Regions from separate parts of the Homo sapiens genome. Here region 1 is linked to region 2. The links are chromatin contacts, found by Hi-C or POLR2A ChIA-PET in ENCODE. All regions are on one chromosome and are shown on one strand. Each heading gives the region's core, a stretch centred on a gene start or an enhancer-like site at or near the end of the contact. The rest is flanking DNA. Distances are from core to core; before and after follow the strand shown. Region 1 holds the start of FIGN (fidgetin, microtubule severing factor). Region 2 holds the start of BAZ2B (bromodomain adjacent to zinc finger domain 2B).

Region 1 (3,156 bases), core at 549-3,048, 4.1 Mb after region 2:
CGCTGACAGGCAGACGAGTGAATGGAAAGGGGGAAGAAAAACCTATCCCTACTCTTTAAAAGACATCAAGGACTTTGGACAATCAAAATATAATTTTTATTTTCATGTAAAAGACACCTCTTCACTTACCCGCCCCCCCCAAAAAAAAACCACACTCAGAAGAACTGATTACTCCACAAAGTGCAAACATCAAGAGCAGATAGTCAAACTGCATTAATAGATTGAGAAAAATAAAATTTTCATCCAGTCCTGTTCCTGTGTGTGTACATATATATAGATACACTTTCATTAGTTAGTAATCTTTCCCAACACTCCTGCCCTCTCCCCTTTGCCCAGCCTCCCTCCTTCAAAAAAAAAAAAAAAAAAAACCCACACTGAGTTTAACTAATTTACATACTATTTGACTTCAGCAGTTATATATATATAGTGCATTACTAGTAACGTGCAACTTCTGGATGACAGCTAAAACCGATAAAAGTGGATTCAAGTAATATATTAATCAAAACTGCAATATACAAACAAGTGATAGCAAAAGAAAAAAAAGCATGGTGACATTAAACATATATTTTTTAAAAAAAGGAATTCTATATCATGAGCAACTGCTTGCCAGGCAGTCTTCAATGGTTTTATCATGCTATTTCATTTGTCTTTCCTATTTAGATGCAAAGGAAGTAAATTCCAAAACTGACATACCATAAACACTGGTGCTACTGATCATTTCTTGCTGGCAGCACAAAAAGCTGAATTGGATTTCTCACAAGCAGGAATTCCAAAGGTTGCTTTTCATTAAAGCCACTTTTCCTCTCAGCTATCAAATGTCACTGCCTTGAAACGTGGGCCCTTTCGTCAGGTATTCATTTAACCTACATGCATATAATTAAGGGGGAAAGCAACATCAACAAAAAGGGGATCTCAGATCACAGGAGAAGAAAGAAAGGAAAAAAAGCACATGACCAGGAATGCAAGTCCATGTCAATTTCACTCACTCCCATTGAAACTAACAAGAGCTCCGGGGAGGACGGTAATAGGATCAGTGGATTGTATATACCATTAAATTATACATCTTTCTCTCCCGTTCCTTGCCAACAATACGCCCACCACGCTGTACCCCCTCCTAGATGATGTGCTTACATTTTTCTGCAACCGATCTTCTGACATTTTCTCGTTCCCCCAGCCACGAGATTGTAATTTAACCTCAACTTTTTGTGTGTGTGCAAGATTCTTATTTACACTTCTTATTTACTTAGAAGTTAGTTCCCGAAGAAAGTCTAGCCCCACCCTATGGCTCCGCTTTCTTATTTTTTTATTTTTGAAGTAAAAAGATAGTAATAAGTAAGCCCAATATAGCGAAAAGCGAGATTCTTGCAATCGCGAACTCTTAATCCCATACTATTGTTACAATGATTAAGCAGCAAAAATATGCATTATAATGTTTCAGGGCTACTTTGAACAGAGAAATTAGACAGCAGGTTGGCGTACAGAATAGAAACGAGTGGAAATTGAATTTAATGTTTACGGCACAACTGAAGATCTCTTTTAATTACAGGTCTTGGATGTATTTATATTCTTTAAAAATAAAACAAAAACAAATTTAAACAGATGGTAGAAAACTACGAAGCTCCTCTTACCTGAACGCGCGGAGAGAGAACCCGATAGGTTAGCGTAGCATCGATCCGATGTGTTTGCTGATGAATGGAAGCTAGGGTTAAGTGAAGGTGCCTATGATTTGAAATCATTCCAAGTTTTTGAAGGGAAGACGGACTGCAGCCTCTGCCATGTTGGAATTTCAAACCCAAAACAGCTGCTTGGAAGGAGCCAGCATGCCAGAGGCTGGGCGCAGGCGCAGAGCGCCGCAGAGCCAAATTCAAATCACTTTCACACTAAGAGCCAAAGATCAGTTTTCAAAGGAGAGAGGGAGAAAGAGACGGAGGCTGCCGTGAGGGAGAGAAGACGGGAGGCAGTGGCGAGAGGCGGGCAGTGGAGAGAGACGGGCAGCGGGAGGACCAGGAGGGAGAGGGAGAGGCGCACGGAGCCCGCGGAGCTGGAGGGGGAGAAAGGGAGGCGGGAGGCGAGCCGGCGAGCGAGCTAGAGACGCGCCAGAGATTCATGGGCAGGGAGGGCTCAATGGCCGCGCCGCGCCGGCCGGCCGGCCGCTCGGGTCATGTTACACGGCCGGGGCCGCGGCGGCCGCCCAGCCTCGCCGATGCGCTCACGCGGCCCGGAGGGGGCCCCGAGGTCATGATTACGCGCGCGGGGACTCGCAGCTCTCCCTGCACGCACTCTCTGGCGGCCCAGCCTGGGGAAAGGGGAGCAGCGCCGTAGGGGGAAGGGGGCTTTCTTTCCCACGCGTGACCAGCCGGCCCCTGCGCTCCCCGGCCTGCGTTGGAGGGCCCGGGACAGAGCCGCGCTGCTCCCCGGCCCGCGGGCTCTTCCCTGCCGGTTCCCGGCCCTCTCGACAGCTGCGGCCCGTCCGCCCTTCCCCACCCCCTCTGCGCACGGGACGGGATCTGGTCTCGAGAGCCTGGACCTCACCGGCACCCTCCCCGGGGCCCCCAGCACCAGCCAGAAAACGACTTGATCTGCTTAGAAGAGGCAACTTCGGGGAGAAAATTCGCGTTCGCCCAGTTCCCCTCCCCCGCCTCCCTGTGAATAAATAAAATCCTAAGTGTCTAGGTGTGCGGTCCCCTCTCGCGCTCCCTGGCTCCCCTCCCTACCTCCCCCAGGCGGCTCGGGCTGGAGAAAGCAGCGCCCGGGGGGCCCTGGTGTCGGCGGCTGGTGCGCAGGCATAGACGTTAGGCTTCTGCCTTCCCAACCCCCCTCTATGGAGTAATCTGGGGACCCAGGAGTGGGAAGAGAGTAGGGGCTTTGTGGTGCTGGGAGCCGAGGAAGAATGAAATGTGCAGTTGAGTGTGTTGCTCGCATCCCAGGGAGCAATGCAGTGCTGATTGTCTGTTGCTGAGATAGCCTTTTGTTCGGAACATAAGGTTTAAGAAACACACACACGTTTTCTGGGGTCTCTTGTTAGATGTAAATGTGCGGCATCCAGACGCTTACTATGCAGTGTAAGCTCAGTTGGTTTACTAATCACCCCGCCCCACCCGCAAACAATCAGGATCATTTGAATGGGAACCTCATTCAGACTTCTAGGCTGAGAGT
Region 2 (2,967 bases), core at 193-2,692:
TCTTTATAAGGAAGCAACAGACAAAAGATAAATACAGAGGGAGAAAGAAAAGAAGAGAAAATCTCCCAAACAACAGAGCCAGCTCTGACTCTTCAAACACTTCCTTCCCCTTCTCAAATCCCAATTCTGGGGTTCGTGAAACTACTTAAAGGGGAGGGAGCCGCGAAAGAGAACGGGGGCTGGGGGGAGGGGTAGCGACAAGAAGATTAAAAGAGGGAAGCAGAGGAGTTGGGAGCTGGCGGTCGTTCCCGGGGAAGAACTGCTAAAACATGAGACCAAGGCACAGACCTTACTGTATGAGAAGCAATGCTCCTCAAACCTTCTGCGTGCTGACATAGACCTTCCCAGGTATCCAGATCTTTTCCCAATCCCACCTGCCCCACCCCCACCCCCGCTCATCTTCAGTAAACTCAGAGCCTCCAGCTACACACGGGAGAGCTAGAGGCCCAAGCCGGGGAGTGGGGGTGGCAGACGCAGCTCGTCAGTCCGACAGGGAAGAGGGGGCGGAGGCAAAAAAGGGCAGCAGGAGGCGGACGGGGGTGGGGGGTGATCCAGAAACTACCCCGGCAGGGAGTGGGGGAGCAGCGGATATTCCGGGGTAGGAACGGCCATCGCAACGCTGACAGAGGTTGTTTTTTAAGAAGCAAAACTGTTGGCGGCGACCTGAGCGCTGGAAGCCGAAGGGGAAGAGGAAGGAGACGCGAAGCCAGGGCGGCCGGCACAAAGGCGGCGGACTCGCGGCGGCAGCGCCTGCCCGGCCGGGAGCACAACCCACGGCCCTACTCCAGCGAAGTCCCGCACCGGCTTCTAGGAATAAAGTTTACGTTCTCCTGAGGCCGCACCCCCCACCTCCCACCCAGGACGGCACATCTCCGTGTCCTCCTCCCCCAAACTCCACTCGGGACCCCGAGAACCACCCCAGCCTTCCGGCCACCACAACAAAGAGCCGCACCGACCGGCGAGGATAAACAGCGGCGGAGGGCGAGAGGGCGGCGGGGCGAGCGCCTCCACGCAGCAACTCCGGAGTCCCCCGCTTGCCCGAGCGCAGTTTCTCCGCTGCTGTTTCCACCGGCTTTGTAACACTGGGAATTTACATCCTCACCCGCACCCCTCACGCCCGAGGATTTTAAACTCACCTTTACTCTCGAACTGAGAGTTGCGGTAGATGGGATTTTTGCCTTTTCCCCAGATGGTTGAAGGTTAAGATTTTTGGAAACCCCACCACCTCCTTATTTCTATTATTATTTCTGCAAGAAAAGTATAAAGAGAGTTGTAGTGGAGGTGAGATTTGTGATCGGGAAAGCCTTCGACTCCCTCCTTCTCCGTCTTCCGCCTCTCTCTCTCTGATTAGTTCCTATCCAGCAGCAGATTGAAGCAGGAGATGATTCTTCTCAAGGTTTGTTCAGCAGCTTCACTTCTAGGCGAAGGCTTCATGAACCAAGTGACGTCAACCAACAAGGCTTCTCTCTCTCTCCTCTCTCTAACAATGAAAGTTGCTGTTAACAAGGGAAAAAAAGAGAGAGAATTGTTTATACCATTTCAGTTCCAATAATAAATGACCTATCAGCTCCTAAAGGAGCCAAGGGAGGGGGTTGCTTCTTCTTTCCAAGAATACTGTAGCTTTGAGTTTGCACCGTTCCTTGTCCCAGGAAAAAGTTAAGAAACTTAAAATGTTTTGTTTTGCTTTTAAAGAAGACAGGACAGAAAACGGGATTTAAAACTTAGTTTTTAAAAAAACAAAAGCTACAGAGTAGGGAGCATAGGTCAACCATCTCCACCTAAATTTTTTTTGTTCCTAAACTCAGAATTCTACAACCCAACTAAATTAATATGCCAAGATTTTGCGGATGTTAAAACTCAAAAAAAGCAGTATGCAAGACGGTCCCGGGGTAAAATTCTACTGCCTTTCCACGGACAAGTTAAACTGGCTGTAATGTTTATGCACTAAGTTAAAATAAAATTTAAATAAAAGACGTTAAAATAGTCGTTTTAAAGTTATATGCACACACTGTAAAAGGTAATCTCGATAGCTTTTTTTCAAGTTTCTGAGAGATTAGAAAAAAAGCATAGCAAATTGTAGGCACTGAACACTTTTTAAAAATCAAGTTATGAGTAAGACTGGTAGCCCTTTGCTCCTTTAAACTACAAATGCAGTCATATGCTATGGTCTACCCCCAGAATCTCTTCCAACTTTGTTTTTACCCTTCCACTCCCCCAACCCCAATTCCCAAATCCTGCAACCAATCAAGTTAAACTAAAGATACAATAGGCCCCATTCCCTCCCGCACCCCATCCTATAGATTCCTAAAAACAATTTTTTTAAAAGCCTTAATCTTGATAACACTTTATTAGCCAAGAAGATACGTATTTTTTTTTTTAGAAGTTCGTTGAGGTACCGTTTTTTCCCTCCAGAACACAAGAAAGTCTCAAAGTTCATATAATTAAAAATTGCATAATTTAATTTTCAGGATGAAGAGTAAGTAAAAATTAAGCTATCGGAGAATAATTTGATCATCTATGTATATTTTATACATATGTGGATAAATGTATCTTAAAAGATGCTATTGTTTTATGTTTCCTCTTCAGCCACTGGCTGTGATTTTAATTGTGCTGGAGGATCTTCATTAGTATTAACACATGGGGAGATTTCACAAAGCTGCTTCATTAGGAAAAAAAAAAAGCTTGGCAGACTCGGTCTTTTTGCATGCACTGAGAATGTCAGCCTTACCTCGGTCATTTGTAACATAATAAGTGCAAGTACAATGATTGCAATGCAGGAGCACTGGGGGAAGGGCAGAAATACTGCCTGTCTAATAGGGATATCTGAAAAGAAGGCTGCTCATTACAGAGTAAAATGTATGCTAAAAATTAGTGAAGATGATGTCTCAGGAGACTGATGCTAAATAAATTAATGTGCTGATATGTTTTTAATTATTATTTTTGTAGTAGTTTATTTCATTCTCAGGA

What was found. Hi-C counts contacts between places; a loop is a spot of excess contacts on that map. ChIA-PET counts read pairs that join two places held with the same protein, here RNA polymerase II (POLR2A). Pooled maps may share reads with other maps.
Region 1: a pooled map of gastrocnemius medialis shows a loop between it and region 2 (11-fold over the local background). The contact joins the promoter of FIGN here to the promoter of BAZ2B in region 2. A Hi-C loop is called at or near these places in 1 of 168 maps with a recorded cell type or tissue (gastrocnemius medialis) and 3 of 50 pooled maps. POLR2A ChIA-PET finds 5 or more read pairs at or near these places in 1 of 52 experiments (Caco-2).

The regions. Positions count from the first base shown.
Region 1 is chr2:163,734,210-163,737,365 of GRCh38, forward strand. FIGN (fidgetin, microtubule severing factor) reads right to left here and starts at 1,799. Exons shown (of 3, transcript NM_018086.4): 1 at 1,629-1,799; 2 at 694-863. The coding sequence starts at 718. RefSeq lists enhancers at 2,406-2,922, 2,923-3,156.
Region 2 is chr2:159,615,106-159,618,072 of GRCh38, forward strand. BAZ2B (bromodomain adjacent to zinc finger domain 2B) reads right to left here and starts at 1,443. Exons shown (of 37, transcript NM_013450.4): 1 at 1,137-1,443. BAZ2B-AS1 (BAZ2B antisense RNA 1) reads left to right here and starts at 189. Exons shown (of 2, transcript NR_110588.1): 1 at 189-348; 2 at 645-2,937. RefSeq lists enhancers at 979-1,505, 1,133-1,212, 1,463-1,532.